Regions from separate parts of the Mus musculus genome. Here region 2 is linked to region 1. Evidence: chromatin loops called from intact Hi-C (ENCODE). Cell type or tissue: left cerebral cortex. All regions are shown on one strand.

What was found. Peaks named below come from ENCODE experiments on the same cell type or tissue, not always from the same donor. Only the 100,000 strongest peaks of a DNase experiment are listed, where the experiment ranks them.
Region 2: a loop joins it to region 1, with 6 times the contacts of the local background. A loop is called at or near these places in 15 of 42 quality-filtered maps.

What each region holds. Positions count from the first base shown.
Region 1 is chr4:41,566,720-41,574,719 of GRCm38, reverse strand. It overlaps Fam219a (family with sequence similarity 219, member A), which reads left to right and starts at 5,182. Exons shown (of 6, transcript NM_001159583.2): 1 at 5,182-5,543. The coding sequence starts at 5,484. Dnaic1 (dynein, axonemal, intermediate chain 1) reads right to left here and starts at 4,926. Exons shown (of 20, transcript NM_175138.4): 1 at 4,702-4,926. The coding sequence starts at 4,728. In left cerebral cortex, CTCF peaks have their summits at 3,046 and 4,982; DNase peaks (open chromatin) are centred at 1,021, 5,075, 5,633 and 6,291; H3K4me3 peaks cover 2,813 bases; H3K27ac peaks cover 1,975 bases.
Region 2 is chr4:41,635,902-41,643,901 of GRCm38, reverse strand. It overlaps Dnaic1 (dynein, axonemal, intermediate chain 1), which reads right to left. Exons shown (of 20, transcript NM_175138.4): 20 at 5,744-6,029. The coding sequence ends at 5,931. It overlaps Enho (energy homeostasis associated), which reads left to right and starts at 3,600. Exons shown (of 2, transcript NM_027147.1): 1 at 3,600-3,988; 2 at 4,901-5,758. The coding sequence starts at 5,060. The coding sequence ends at 5,290. It overlaps Gm12405 (a long non-coding RNA gene), which reads right to left and starts at 927. Exons shown (of 4, transcript XR_001784269.1): 1 at 849-927. In left cerebral cortex, no CTCF peak of the experiment used is centred here; DNase peaks (open chromatin) are centred at 3,555, 4,219 and 4,540; H3K4me3 peaks cover 1,955 bases; H3K27ac peaks cover 1,852 bases.

The DNA of each region.
Region 1 (8,000 bases):
GAGTGAAGACTTGAAGACTTTAAAAAAGCAGGCTTTAAAAAACAGTGAGAGCAAAAAAACAAAAACAAAAACAAAAAACAAAAAGCAACAAAACAAAACAAAAAACAGTGGGAGCCACTGAAGACTTCTGATGGGGGACAGCCTCATTAGACTGGCACTTTGAAAGATTTGGGTTTTTTTTTTGTTGTTGTTGTTTCAAATTACATTTATTTATTCATGTACTTGTGTGTGTGCTCTCGTGCAAGTGTGTGTGTGTGTGTGTGTGTGTGTGTGTGTGTGTGCATGTATGCACTCATGTTTATGGCCACTACATGCTCAGGAGGTCAGAGGACAACCTCTGGAAATTGGTTTCTCCTACCATGTGGGTTCTCATGGTAGAATTCAAGTCTTTGGACTTGATAGCAAGCTCCTTTCTCACATCTCATTGGCCCAGATTTTTGTTTTTTAAAGCAAGGTTTTGCTGTGTGCTAATGCTTGATGAGGGGAAAAATGGTTTTTTGATTTTTGTTTTGTTTTGTTTTGTTTTGTGGATGCTCTGTAGAGAATGACTTCGCAAGGGTGTGGGCAGGTGGGGATGAGTGCTTACAAGGCTTTTGCAGCGTATTGGGTAGAGTAGGTTCATAGACTGGGCTTGGGAGTGGGAGTGGTTTAATTGAGAGAGATTTACAGGGATGAGGTGAAAAGCCTAAGAAGAGGATTCTTGGTTACCTAATGCTCTCTTCTTGCCTTCCCCCCTGCCTGGTCACCTTTCATCTAGATCACTATCTCTGAGAGTGTCACCCCAGGAGGGTTTCTTGTAAGGGCACAAAGTTGAAGTCCCTTTTCTTGGGCTTTTATAAGCAAATGGTGCAAAAATCACAGACTTTTTTTCCCTCCCTTTTAATGATAACCAACTGAGTTATAAAGGGTACTAAAATTTGTTAGTCATAAACTAAAATTAGCTCTTAACTGGAGTTCACAGAAGACTCTAATTTGGTTTTCTACTAAGAAGTCTGGCTGCCAGGCAATGTTTGGCAACGCTGCAAAGCCCCTGCACATAACACACAGTTAGCTGGCATGCTCACCGTTTTTAGGAAGGACGCTTTGTTACTGGGGCACTTACCAGTGATGTTTGGAGCTGGTCATGGTTTATGGTGCCTGGCAGTCATGCATTTTAATTACAAATTATGATTCATGGAGTTTTCATCATGACCGATTTAATGTGGTGTGAGTTATTTGATTAACTCTTGGGGGGGGGGTGGTAAAGGCAAGACAGGCCAGAGGCACCTCCCCGACCTTATTGCCTACTACTTGTCTCCCTTCCTTGCCAATCCAGAACACAAGGAGTGGGCCCCAGCCTCGGGAGTTTACACTTGATATGCCATCCTTCTGGAGGGTCTCCCTCCCTCCTCCCTCCTCCCCCCATCCCAGCCAACCTCCTGCCTTTCCTGAAATCCCTTGCTCTGTTCTCACCTCTGTGAGGCTCTTTCTGAGTTTCTTATTTAATTTATAATCACTTGGCCCACTAAATGCCCAACGACATCACCCTGGTTTGTCTTTCCTCTGGCACCTACTATCTCCTAATGCACCATGCACTTGACTTACTTAGTCCTCTCTTGACAAGTTACCTTCACGTGGAAGATAAGGTCCCTGAGAGCAAGGATTTAATTTGTGTCACTTCTTTCTGTGTCACCAGTGCCTAGGGCAGCACCTGGCACAGAGTAGACAGTCCATCTGCAGTTACTGCATAAGCTGGAGAGGCTACCTCAGGAGGATCTGGTGACCTCTTAGTCTCCTAAGCCACAGATGCACAGAGCCCTGCAGTGAGAGCAGCCACACAGAGACAAACCCAGAAGAACATGTTACACACGCATCTCCTTTTTGCCAGGCCCCACTAAGCTCCCTGCTATGACTCCCATCCCAGGCACATTCTCCTGCCTACCCAACAAACACACTCAGATGAAAACTCCCAAAGATCATGCATTCAGATTAATATTCAACCAACTCCTTTTCATAATTAAATATATGCAAGGTTTTATCCAAGTTACAGAGATCAACAATGAACAAGAATCCAGATTTGATCATTGCTACAACAAAGTTTACGCAGTGGCAGGCATGTCACCCTGTTCTGTTTTCAGAAAGTGGGCTTAGTCTTTTATAGGAAAATATGAATGCTATGTTGAAACTCAACAGACACACAAGAAAGAAAAAGGAAATTTAGGGCAGGGTAAGGTGAAGCAGATGGGGGTAGACAGGAAAGGCCACGAAGCAGGAGCATTTTCAGGGCCTAGAGCAGAAAGCTGTTGTGGATATCTCTCTAGAGGGAGAGAGCATGTCAGAGTGCTGGTGGGAGAGTTTTCACAAAGTTAATGGAAAGGCCTGAAGTAGACTGGGTAGTGATGACAGGGCCATTCAGGGACATCTGGGCCCTATGAACCCAGTTAGACTTTTGAGACTTTGAGGGCACAAGAAAATATTACATAGCATACATAGCAGATCTGGGGAGGTGATTTGGCCATTAAGAGCACACACTGCTCTTGCAGGAGACCGGAGTTTGATCCCCAGGGTCTACTTTGGGTGGCTAACTACCATCTATAATTCTAGCTCCAGAAGTATCTGATGCCTCTGGTCTCAGCAGCCACCTCCTCTCTCTCTCTCTCTCTCTCTCTCTCTCTCTCTCACACACACACACACACACACACACACACACACACACAGAGAGAGAGAGAGAGAGAGAGAGAGACAGAGACAGAGACAGAGACAGAGAGACAGAGAGAGAGAGAGACAGAGACAGGCAGAGAGAGAAGAGAGAACTTCAAAAGCACTAAAAGATCTGTTCATCAGAGTGACAGGAGCAAATAGTTTAAGCTTCTCACCGTCCTGTCCCAATCCTGACCTTTCCTTTCCTTTCCTTTCCTTTCCTTTCCTTTCCTTTCCTTTCCTTTCCTTTCCTTTCCTTTCCTTTCCTTTCCTTTCCTTTCCTTACCAGGATGAGCTTCTAAGTCCCACTGTCCTCCTTCCTCTCCGACGCCTCTCTACTGCCCCCACATGCATGCCTTTCTGCCCTTCAGCCCCAGGAGTAAGGCCTTCACACTTCTGCTCTGTTATAAAGGAAGACAGAGACAATGTCGCAAGCATGCCCCGCTTATCCCACACTTTAGTGCTTAGTATTGATCTAAATTGAATCTCAGGGAGACAAGACCATGATAAGCACAACCTAGCCTTTCCTTACAACACACTAGTATTTATATTGTACTAAAATACCCCTTCCCTCCAGCAGATGTGCCGGGCCCATTGGCCTAGGTTTTCTCGCCTTCCTCTCTGTTGTCACCTCTTTCTGCTTTCAATGTAGCTGTCACTGGTGTTTCGCCTGAGGAGACTGGAGAAACTCATTCTGTTTAAACTATAACCTGCCAGGAAAGCAAATCATCTGTGGTGAGAGAAAGCAGACCAGTGCTGAGGGGGCAGGAGGGAGGGAGACCTCAACTGGACTAAGGCACAGGGAATTTCTTGTAATTGAGGACATATTCTATGTTTTCATTGTATTCGCATAACAATTCTATCAAAACCTGAAGCATACAAAAGGGTCTGTTTTATTATATCTAACTAGCTTGACCTTGGTAATGTCAACTTAAAACAAACTGCCTATAAATTAAGGGTCTGCTGCCTTGAGCACAGAACAAGAGTTTCAAATCACAATTCCGCCTCAACATAAAACCAGGGCATGACCAATAAATACAAGGAGAGACAGCCTCTCAATGCCTACAGAGCTCTAAGACTGATCGGTTCTTCAGCTGTAGATGACACGTGTCAAAGAAGCAGAAGGCACAAAGTTGATATACAAGAACCTCTACCAAAATATGTGAAGTCTTAGATATCATGGGCACAGATTTGCTCTCCAAACCTCAATATACCTAGGCTTAAGTATAGAAAAGCATTTTGTTTGTTTGTTTGTTTGTTTGTTTGTTTTTAAAGTAGATGCTCTGCTAGACGTTAGGAAATAAAAGCAATTTCTATAGGACAGAAAGAGTCATTCTTTTATATCGCAGAATGCTCCTTGAGAACCTGAGACTAGCTTATCATGTGTGGTGATTTGGGGAGTAATTCAACTCTCCTGTGAGAAGGGATAACATATTGCCAGGTGACAGAAACATAACGTTCACAAGGCTAAGTGAATGAGGGTCTTATAAGAAGGAAACTTGTGTTGGAGGGCAGGGAACATGGTTAGAAAAAGGGTCTTTTTTTCTTCCTCTCTGACTTCTTGCTCCAAATTCCTGCACACGATCTGTTCTATTCCGTGTCTCCTGTGCAGTTCTCATGCCCCCTCTCTGAGTTCCCACATGGCAAATGTCCCCACTTACTTAGCTCTGCAGTGACCATGCTGCAGTGTTGAATAAAAAAATCCACTGGGACAAGAATGAGAGGGGAATGAGGAAGGGACTCAGTGGAGTGTTGGGAGATTAAGGGCGAAGACAAGACAAGATGGGTCTGTGAAGAGATGGAAGTAATAAGAAAAAACCAGATTCGGTTAAAAGTAAAATGACTGTGGGTTCAGGAAAATTTGGGAGAGGAGGGCAGGATTTGTGAGAAAGAACAGGAGAATCAGGTCAGTGGGAACACAAACCAGGAGTCACAAGAAAGAGAGGTTGGAGGTCAACAGGAAATAACTGGCGGTTAAGGTCAGAGGTCTTCAGAAGACAGCAGGCCACAGTAAGACATTACCTGCTTACGAATCTGTTTCGAGGGCATTGCCGCAAGAATAGAAAGCACCTCACACCCTGAAAAACCTACAAAACGCTTCCTCTCCTGGGGAGTAGTTTCTCCTTCTTGACCACACACAGGAAGTGCAGACTCTCTTCCACTTCAATTCCCAGTCACCAGGGTTCTTCGGGGACAGCTGACGTTGTGGGTCCTCGCGCCCTTGTAGAACAGCATCAGCTCCTCCCTGACGCGGTTACCCAGCAACCGACAGGCACCGGGTGCGCAGGCGCACCTAGCGCCCCCTCCGGACACGGGGAGGAGGCGGAACTTGGGCGCGCAGGGATCCTCTGGCCCCGCTAAGCCCCGCCTCCGCAGAGAAAGATAAGTCCGCCCTCCGCGCAAGGAGCTCCCGCAAGTGGGAAGGGCTGGGGCACCCAGACACCGCCTTCTCATGAATAATGCAGGATCCGGGCGGTGTCCCGGACCCGGAAGTGGAGTTGCAGAGTCACCGCAGTGGCTGAGCTGCTGACAGGAGGCGGCGGCGGAGGAGGAGGCGAGGCAAGACCTGCGGCTCCGCGGGGCTACTGCCGCGGTAGCTCTAGGCAACCCCACGGAGCTACGCCGGTCTCAGTCATCCCGCGAGCCTCTCGCCGCCTATCCATCCTTCCATCCGCCTATCCGCCCGACCGGTCCAGGGCGGCCTAGTCTGCATAATCTGCCGGGCTTCTGGGGCCGCCGCCCCGCGCGGTCCCATCGGCGTCCCTGGCCGCGCCCGGCCCCTGGCCCGCTCGCCCGCCGGCACCATGATGGAGGAGATCGACCGGTTCCAGGTGCCCACCGCGCACTCGGAGATGCAGCCGCTGGTGAGGGGGCGGGCGGCGGAGAGGCCAGGGCCGGGAGGGGCGCCGCTGGAGGGGAGGGAAGGAACTAGGCCGTGGGGATTGTGCGAGGGGGCGCCATCTGATAAGGTAGAGGGAGTCCTGAAAACGCTTTGCCGGGGGAGGGAGATTTGCAGAGCGAGAAAACCGTGGGAGATTACCAGCGGTGCGAGCGAAGGACCTGAAAGGGCGGAGGGCACGGTCAGCAGATGCAGAACGCCGTCGGATAGGACCAAGGGAGGCACTCTAGTGCACACCTCTAGTGGAGGGCAATTTAGGAGGATGTCACAGAGCATCTTTGGCAGCAAGCCCGGGGGGTCGGATGAGAAAGGCGTTTAGCTCCCCGAGGCCTGTGATGCTCAGGGCGAGGGAGGAGGCCAGCAGATCAGTCTAAGGAGGAAAGGAAATAGGCCTTTAGAAAAGGAGAGGCCTGCCCGCCGGTCCTTTAGATAAATATAGCAAAGCTGAGCAGGAACCAGGCCTTGATGGGGGCAGAGGTTCATTGCAGAACCTGGGAATTTCCTTCCTCTCGAGAGAGGAGCCCCATTTCGATCTGGGGGCATCGGGAAGGGGAAGAGTTTGCGGTGGCGAGATGGAGACTCAAGGGTGTCCATGGGAAGGTATCTCCAGGATAAGAGGTGGAGCTGTGCTGAAGTGGGCCGTGCCGACCGGTTCGGAATTCGGAAGAGCCCCTATCATCTTAGGCCTACGTGTTTGGAGTCTTTGCTGGGCGGGGATCCTGCCTCCGGTCCGTGGTCCTGGAGTCAGGCAGGAATGATGTCATCGATGCCGGCGCCGAGGGGATGGAAGGGGGAGGGCGATGCCAGTTTATGGAGGCATGGCCTAAAGAAGAAGGTGCCTCCTGGCCATTGCCCTGAGGCTACCTGACTGTCATTGCTGTCAGCATATGGGTAGGAAAGTCAGAGGCCTAGCCAGCTGGCCTAGAGAATAGAGAGGAAAGAATGTAGAGGCCATGTTCATTGCTTAACCCACCTTGGGGCCTGTGCTAGTAAGATCTAAAACGAGGCGTGATAGGCCAGGAACCAATAGGTAATGGATGCCTTGCTCTCTGCTGGAGCCAACCTGTGCTCTCCAACTCCTGAAGCTTGAGGGCTCCCCACGTCTCTTCCCTCTGTGTTAGTCAGGGTGGCCCAGAATAGCTTCTTCCCTTGGGCCTTCGGCTCCCAAACTGACAGGTAGGCTTTGTGGTTTCCTAGGTAAGGAACCCGCCTGTTACAGTAGCCAAGGTGAACCACAGTGGGAAGTATGACAATCTCCGTTTGCTGGATAATCAATTGCCGTGCAGCTGGAGACAAGTGTCTTCTACGGTTTGTGACGCTGAAACAGATGGGCTTTGTACAGTGTTAAACTGAGAGATGCTGCAGGACTTTTCCCTACCTTGATGTCACTGCCGGATTCTTTGGGAACCGGAAAATCTCCAGGGAACAGTTGGTTCTGTGGATGTAAAGAAGGCCCTTGGGCTGAGTTAGAACTTAGTAGGCTCCCTACCCAGCTAACCTTGTTTTCAAACTAGGATGCCCTTCCAGTTCTAAGCTGATCCTGTGTGGGTGGGTGGATGAAAGGGGTGGAGGTCCTAGTAAGTCTAGGAGAGGAGGTAGTTCTTGTTTCTTATCTGAGGATTCCAAGATAATAGCTATCCAAGGGCAGAGAAGAAAGAATCAAGCCATCAGGATTGTGCAGTTGTTTTTGGTTCTGTTATTTTCTGGTATTCTTTCTTAACCCTGGGTAGAAGACTCTGGGGCTGTTTAGAGACGTTTGTGGTGAGAAGATGCTTATTAGAATAGCTGTAACTGCCCCTTTCTGAAGGCTAAAGCAATCTGCAAGAGAATGCTGTGCCAAGGCCGAGGGAATCTTAAAGAAATCTTAAAGAAATAACAATATAGTCTCTCACACTTGGGGGGTCAAAGACAGTACGCTGTTTCTTGACTCTGTTCCCATATTGGAGTCTAGAGACACGCCCACTCCCCAACCCCAAACTCCTTAAGTGTTCTTTATTCTGTTGAGAACAGGATGAATCTAGTGTAGCATTTCCACAAGGGCATTCATGCGGGTCATAAGGAATCAAGATGCACACCACAGAGGTAGAAGGCAGAATGGCTCTGTAGGCGTGTTTGGGGAAAGACCATCAAAACTAGGGACTCAGGCTCAGATTCACCTGCGATCTCTTCTACTTCTTGCTATTATTTATGGAGACCTCTAGGAAGTCTCTATTCATTCACCATTTAAACTATAGTTCCCAATTCTCCCTTCCAAAGAATAGCATGAAGCCTGATATATTGACTCAGAGCATTGACTTACCAAATACTTAGCATCTACTCTGTCCCAGATACTACACAAGATACCAGAAGCACAGCTGTTAGCAACGTAAGTTCAGATGGGGCCCTGACCTGCTGGAGCACACGGTTCAGTCAAAGTTTACTT
Region 2 (8,000 bases), 69 kb before region 1:
TTAGTCCCAGTGCTCAGGAGGCAGAGGCAAGCCCATCTCTGTGAGCTTGAGGCCAGCCTGGTCTACAGAGCAAGTTCCAGGACAGTCAGGGCTACACAAAGAGAAACTCTGTCTTTTTTTTTGGTGGTGGGGGGGGGGGTTGAGACAGGGTTTCTCTGTATAACCCTGGGACTAAAAGCATGTGTAGACCAGGCTGGCCTCGAACTCAGAAATCTGCCTGCCTCTGCCTCCCAAGTGCTGGGATTAAAGGCCTGTGCCCCCACGCGCCCGGCAGAAACTCTGTCTTGAAAGACAACAACAAACAAAAGATTCTAGCTTTGAGTTGCCTTTGGCAGGGTACTTTATCATCCCAACAGGAAGTAACTAAGAAGGTGAGCTTCCCGTTGCTGTAACACTTGAGATATTTAACATTTATTTGTTTATCTATTTTCTTAATTGTCTCTTGAGACGGGGTCTCATTATGTATCTCTGGCTGTCTTGGAATTCACTCTATAGACCAGACTAGCCTTGAACTCATAGAGATCTGCCTGCCTCTGCCTCTGCCTCCCAAGTGCTAGGATTAAAGCCCTGAGCCCCATGCCCTGCCAATACCCAACTTTTAAATAGGAGAGGGAAAAAGGGGCTGGCAAGATGGCTCAGTGGGTAGCAAATGTTTTTGCTACCATGCCTGATGATCTGACTTCCATCTCGAGCACCCAGCTATGGACCATGAGAACCAACTCCTGAAAGTTGTCTTTTAACCTCAACACCTGAACATGTACATACATACATACATACATACATACATCATACATACATTCATAAGTGTAATAAAAACTTTTAAAGTAAAAAGGTTTATTTTAGCTCACAGCTTTTTTGGTGTCATGACTTCCTGACTTGTGGCAAGGTAGCACTTCAAGACAGGAAGAGAGGAAAGCCAGCTTGCTTCTGCCAGACAAGAAAAAACAGAAGAAGAGATTTAAGCCCTCCAGCCCCTTCCAGCAGCACCCCCCCACAGTGGCCCAACACTCCCCACTGGGCCCTGCTTCTTGAAGTTCCTACCACCTCTTAACAATGCCAAACTGGGGACCCAGCCCTTTGGGACACATTCTAGATCTAAACTCTAGCAGTTTGTGAGGCTTTGTCTGGCAGACAACGGGCAGATAATATTGACTACTCGCCATTCTGCTGCTCCTGCGCTGGGCTTCTGGAAGTCCTGCATCCCACTCCATGGTGTTCTCATGTGGGTCCTGCTAACCGTTTGGCTCCCGTGGCTCGAGCACTTGTTGAGTCGTCCAAAGTTAAACACATCTGAGTACTTTCTGAGAGGAATCTCAGACTGTATCCTAAAAGAAGTGGCAGCGACAGCAGGGGCCGCTCCACCAGTCTGTCCATGACCACCTGGAGTCTAGGTCCTAGACAATAAGATTTTAATGTCTGGAATTGTTTGAAGTCTTCTTTTCACCATGTGGACCAGGCGAAGATTGTGGACCATATGAGAGTGGGGCGACCAGGGCGTGTGGCAGCTCTAATGTTTCGGCCAGTTCTGACTCCTTAAGAGAGCTCACCTACTTTTCCGACTTAACTCTCACCCTGTTGCAAAAACTAATCGGAACCGGACCTCATTCCTGAACCTTGGAGCTGCTTGTCCGTGTCTGCTAAACAGCTCTACTAAAGCATTCTACCTCAAATTTGACATCTCCAAACATTACGGCCTTAGTTCTTTGCTGAAACTTATGTTTAAATTATATTTGTCTAGTGGGGACAGCTGTGTGCTACAGGGTGTAGCGTGGAGGACAGGGAACAGCTTGGTGGAGTTGTGTCTTGCCTTCCTTCCACCATCATGATTCCAGGGATTGAACTCAGGTCATCAGACGTGGTGACAAGTGGTTATCATGGTTGAAGCATCTCAGCATCCCCTCTTCTGGGCTCTTTATCACGGGGCATTGCCTCACAGTGCTGCAGCTGGTAACCAGTTACCCCAGAATGTCCTCTTCTTACTTGCCCTGCCTTCTGAGTTCTGCCTACTGATGTACCTCAATACCCCAGTGTGTTTCTGCTCTGTCAAGGATGTATTTTTACTCCCTCATCATTGTGAAAGGTAGGAGTATCTTTCACTCTCAAATGCTTTTAAAACTCCTTTCCACCCAATGGCCCAAATCATCCTTCTAATTTCTGGCTATGATCACATCACTCCGATGATGCTCAAAATTCTTCAGTGACTCCCCACTGTTTCCAGGATGAAATCTGAACCCCTGCGGCTAGGTCACAAATTCACTGGCATTATACTCAGATGTGCGACCATATGTCTCTCTCTTTCCTATAACTGATCTGATCCCTCTCACAATACCCCCACCCTGCTGGGTAACAGGGGGGAACTAAAATTAATCCATCCTGACAAACTCCACGGGGTCCGTAGTTTATTTTAGACAGCCTCTAACACAGCAGCTTCAGATGATTCAGCCCTTGAGATGGCTTTACACTCCCCTTTCTCCTTTTCTTGGAAGGAGGAGCCCTGCCCCTTAGCCACCTGGTCTTGGCTTGTCAGCTGACATTTGCTGAGATGTGGTTGGTATGGTATAAATGAATTAGTGAGAACCTAAGAAGTAGCTATTACTATGACAGTTTTATTGAGAAGAAAGCTTCGTTTAAGAGAGTTAGAAAGTGGAACCAGGAACCAACACCACTGTGACTCCAGTATGCATTTTGCTGTGAGTATAGTATTCTGAGGGAAGTTAAGGCTGGATGTGGGGCCATGGGTCTCTGACTGTCCATGGACAATATGTGATAGAAGCCACACACAAGTACACTTAAGAATCACTAAAGGGCCAGAAATGTAGCTCCTTGCATGTGTGAGCCCTGCTACTTAAGGGTCTGAGAGGGGAAGGCCTACTTGACTGCTCCTGTCCAAGCTACCTTGGTCTCAGAACTGTTAGGATGGAGAGTCAGGCCATCCATGCCGTCTGGATCTAGTTCAGCCAGAGCTGGGCCATTCTTCAGGTGTCTCAAGTTCCCTCCAGCAAGCCATGCACAACCCTGTGACCAACACTGGGTGAGAAATCAGTAAAACGCAACAAAGGTCATGAATTCCCAGAGATCACACTGTTATTAGGACTAGGGGCAATCTACAGGCGCTGTAAAGTGGACATGAGGTACTCTACACTCTACTGGGAGAGGGATATGTAGAAAGATGATAGGTGAGGAGGGTCAGGTGTGGAGGCACATGGACTTTCTCAGATAATAGAAACAGACTTCTCTCAGATATGGAGGGGTGGACGCTTCACATGTGGGGGTGCATTCCAGGTGTGGAAGATGCAAGAAATCCCTGCAAAAAGGTGGGCTGACCCTTCACCTTTTCAAGGGATGGATCAAAACAAAGTGGCCCCTATATACCCCTCCTCTCACCCTTCCCAAGCCCCTCCCTCCTTCTCTCCTGCACCAGGATGGTCGTGTCCCACCCCAGAGCACAACCAATGGCGCGGGAACTTGGCCCGGACAGCCAATTGAACGGCGGCAGCGGCACAGAGATGGCTCCTCCCCCAAAGGGCCGCAGGCCGCTGGCCACTCACGAGGCGGGGCTCTCCGCTGTTTTTTGCTGCCCGCCGAGCTCAGCCGAGCTCAGCCGACTCCCTCCCGCCGTAGCCGAGCCCAGCCGAACGCAGCCGAGCCCAGCCGAACTCCTCGACGCTCCTGCCGCCGCCGCCCGAGTGCTGCCGAGCGAGAGAGCGAGCGAGCGAGCGAGCTAGCGGCCCCGGCCGCGGAGGAGGCGCCGCCCCAGGGGGAGGAGGTGCCCGCTCTCCGCAGACCGCCCGCGGCAGAGGCCGGCCCGGTCGCGCCCCGGCGGGAGCGGCCGGCGGAGGCTGCGCGGCCCAGGGGGAGGGCCCGGGGAGTGGACGTCGCCCCTGCCCGCCTCTCGCCGCCCCCCGCCCGCAGGCTCTGGAGCCTCAGTCGGCGCTGAGCATCCCGTTGTCCCGGACCCTCTCGCGGGCGCGCACCGGGCTCAACTCAGGTAAGGGGGGCTCCCCTACGGGCAGAGGGTCGAAAAACAGAGATCTTGGACGAGTATAAAGAGGCAGTGACCCACACAGAGACAGAGAGACACACAGCTTGGAGGAGAGATAGACACAAAGGCAGAGACACATGCAAGACGCACAGAACCACCGATACCGACCCCATGGAGACCTGTCCCCGAGGGCAAAGGGACATGCAGTCGTGAAAAGAGACAGTGATACACAGAGAGACTGGTAGAGAAATGAGACTCAAGACACTCAGAGATAGGGACACAGAGAGACAGGCAGCCACACACCTTCAAAGAGGTGTGTTTGCAGAGGCAAGGATGCAGATCCAGCGAGAGACAGAGGGACAGGAAGATGTACGTTCAGACACACACCTGATCCAGAGAGGCAAAGTCCCAGGGAAAGGTACACCTAGGCACACAGCCTTGGGTATACAGAACCCACACGTTCCTGCCAGAGCCTCCACAAAGTTCCCTCTGTGTGAGCTGGCACCTCTGCAGGTCTCCTGGACTGGCTGACTGCAGCCCTCAGAAAGGAGAGGATGCCCTAGCCACTACAATCATGGTCATAATCTTCCTCCTGGGCCTTAAGCCACCTCAGTCCCGCCCACCAACAGCACATCTGAAGGGCTAGAAGCATGGTGGGCAGGGCTAGGCTGTACCCACCAGTTCCGAGGAGAATGAGAAAGAGGCTGCCTGCCTACTATAGCTTCCCCACTCTGGCTGCACCACAGCACCCAGGGGCTCAGAGCCAGGCCTGAGGGCGGAGGTGCTGGCTTTGTGGGGTACCTGAGACTGCTGGGACTCACTGCTCTCTGCCTGAGGCCAAAGATGGAAGCTGTCCCCCTAGGCTTCAGCCCACTTCTTCCTCCTCACCTCCGTCTACTTTCCTCTGTACTTCCTCAGGCCCAGGACTGCAGGTGGGCATCTTCCCTGCCAAGAAGTCGCTGTGTGTGGACAGGACAGCCACCTTGGATGGTTGGCCACCCCAGAGTTGTGCCTCGGCATGGGCCTTGCCGCTGAGGCAGCTCCACTGTCTGCGCTGGCCTGAGGGTGCTGTCTGTCATGGGGGCAGCCATCTCCCAAGGGGCTCTCATCGCCATCGTCTGCAATGGCCTCGTAGGCTTCTTGCTGCTACTGCTCTGGGTCATTCTCTGCTGGGCCTGCCATTCTCGATCTGCTGACGTCGATTCTCTCTCGGAATCCAGTCCCAACTCCAGCCCTGGCCCCTGTCCTGAGAAGGCGCCACCACCCCAGAAGCCCAGCCATGAAGGCAGCTACCTGCTGCAGCCCTGAAGGGCTCTGGCCTAGCCTGGAGTCCTGGACCTGAGTATACCTGAGTCAGAGCGTGGAATCGGATCCAAGAAGTCAGTCGGCCTGGGGTCCAGTCGATTTGACACTGGACCCAGCAGCCTAGATTGTAGCCAGCCTGGCTCCAAGAGAGGCCTGAGTGGCCCTAGAGAGAAAGGCCTGGAGGGGGGGTTAGGAGTTGGTGCTAGGGCCAGGGCCATCTGGACTCTGCTCCATCCCAAGGGCCAAGGGCTGAGTCCATGCCTTCCCTAGGCTCAGCACATCTGGGCTCCCTAGGTTGGGGAGCAAACGGGAACCCCATGGCAATAATGGGAGGGTGTCCAGGCTGGGCCCCTTCTCTGGTCCTCCCACTGTTTGTTGGGTAATAAATGGAACTATGGCTTGCCCCGAGATTTCTTTTTTTAGGGGCTGTGTGGTAGAACAGAAAACAAATAAAGGTAGGAGGTGAGTGTCCAGCTGGCCTTTATTTGTGCAAAGAGGGTATAATGGAGGCTGAGGGCCATGGAGAAAGGTGGCATGCCCTTAAGAGCCAGAATGAGAAAAGCAAATACTGGGATTGGTCAGGGTGAGGCACGTCCTTGCTTGTATTGGGTTCAGAACACGGAGCAGGGTCTGGGCCAGACTCTCAGGTTTTGGTTTTTACTTCCCTCACGAGGTTTAGCAGTTTGTCCAATTTTGCGATCTCCACAGCTGGCCCCTTCTGCACTTCCTGCCCCTTCTTCTCCTGAAAAGAGGGTGAACACCAGTGGGAACAGGTACAGAGTACTGCTGCTTTGGGGGAGCTGCCACAGGCTCTCCCTCCCAACCTGCTGTTCCCTGGCCGTCCCCTGCCCAGTAAATATCTGCGCCCTACTGCGGGTTAGGTGACTCGGGCCCAGGTGAGGGTCGGTGAGGAGGCTCCAACGCCATCTCTGCAGCCAAGCAAGAATCAAGCACTAGGTGCAGGAAGGAGTGGGGAAAGGCGCTTATCCCCAGTCCCTCAGAGGTCGCCATCACAGCTAAAGGCTCTGGGGAGAGGCAGGAGCTGCATGTTAGGATCACTCAGGATGGGTCCGGTAGGGAGGGGAGAGATGTGTGCTACTGGGAGAGAGAGTAGTGTGGACATGGCCACAGGTGTCCTCACACCTTCAGGTTAGGGTTCGGGAGGGGTGCCAGACTTGATGTGTCATGTAACCAGAACAAACAGGGGAAAGTACACAGGATTTTCTGTGACGCCATGTGCTGGGGACTATCTCTTAGACCCTTGCTCCCACCTGCAAAGCATTCTAGTGTTTCCATTGATAAGTTGGGCCCTGAGAAAATGGAATTTTGGACACAGGTACGTTTGGCCCACAGGCCTTACAATTCGGAGGCAGGCCACATCAGTCAAAGTCTAGCTACTGTCCAGCCAGTGAGATATGGGCTGTGCTGAGACAGGCTGGGCAGCTGCCATCTGCTCCCTTCCCCCTGTTCTCTGCCACCTGTGCCCACTGCTTTCTGGCACCTGCCCCAGCTACACCTGCTGGGGTATAAGGTAAGGGGAGGGTGCAGAGCCAGTGGGCCCAGTCTAGCTGCTGCTACTCAGTGGAGCTCCAGTTTCCTCTGGCCTTGAGCCCTTCCCCTGCTCCCAGGGCTGCTCCACTCCTGCAGCCTTTGCCTCTACCCAGCTTACAGCTCCAGTCGGAGAGGCACAGGAGAGTCATCGTTTCCTCTCTCCCCATTTTCTCTCCGTAATTAAGCCATTTCTCAGCTTTACCCTGTCCCTCGGAACTTAAAGAGACCTGATTTTTACTTCCACTGCTGTCATTAGCTTCCCATAAGGCTGGACAAGTCCCTTGGCTTTCTGAGCCTCATTTCCCCATCTGTACATGAGGAAGGGAAAGATGGTTTTTGACTTCTGACAGTATTGGGGGAAGTTCACTGGGAGAGAGGTCTGAGCGTCTGAGGTAAGTCCTCTTGGGAAGGGCAGGAAATCTGCAGCTCCCGGAGGGAGGACTGTAGGGATGTCCAGAGGACTTCCTTTGGTATGAATCACTTGACTGCTGACAGGGTCAGACGGCAGTCTCACAGGAACTTCTAATCCTCCCAAGAACTAGCCCCAAACTGTCCTTGCTCAGATCCTTGGCGATTTAGGTTTCCAGATTCCCAGAGTTCCACAGCTGACCCTTGCTGTGTGAGGAGATGGAACTGTGATAAATCTTGCCTCCCAGCATAGCGCTGGGTAGGACGTTCATATCTACCACGCTCATGGAGTCAGGGCTATGCCTCCCTCCCAAGAGTGGTCATCACCCTCCCAGGGGGGCTGTCCACTCTGCCATCTTAAGCCTGCCCCTCATTAAATTAAGAACAGATTTTATCTGTTCCACAAAATTTGCTGCTGCCTTTCTTCCTCCTGAGGCCAAGGAGCTGGGCTCAGCAAAGAGATTTAGACCATGCCTGACTTCCCCCAACCCCCAAAGCCCACCACAGCCTGTGGGCCACAGCTGCAGGCGCTTAGCAGCCTTCTGAGTATTTATAGCCAAGTCCACCCCCTCCCCCAGCTGGCTACAATTACAGGGCCATCCACACTTCTAGCCTGTGCCTCCCTGGCCATGGTGGAGAATAGTCTATGCCAGTGTCCAAAGGATGGGGCACAGTCCCTGGCTGGGTAGGGACACTTGGGGGAAAAGAATGTAGCTGGACAAGACAAGCCCCAGTCCCTACCCCGAACTGCTGT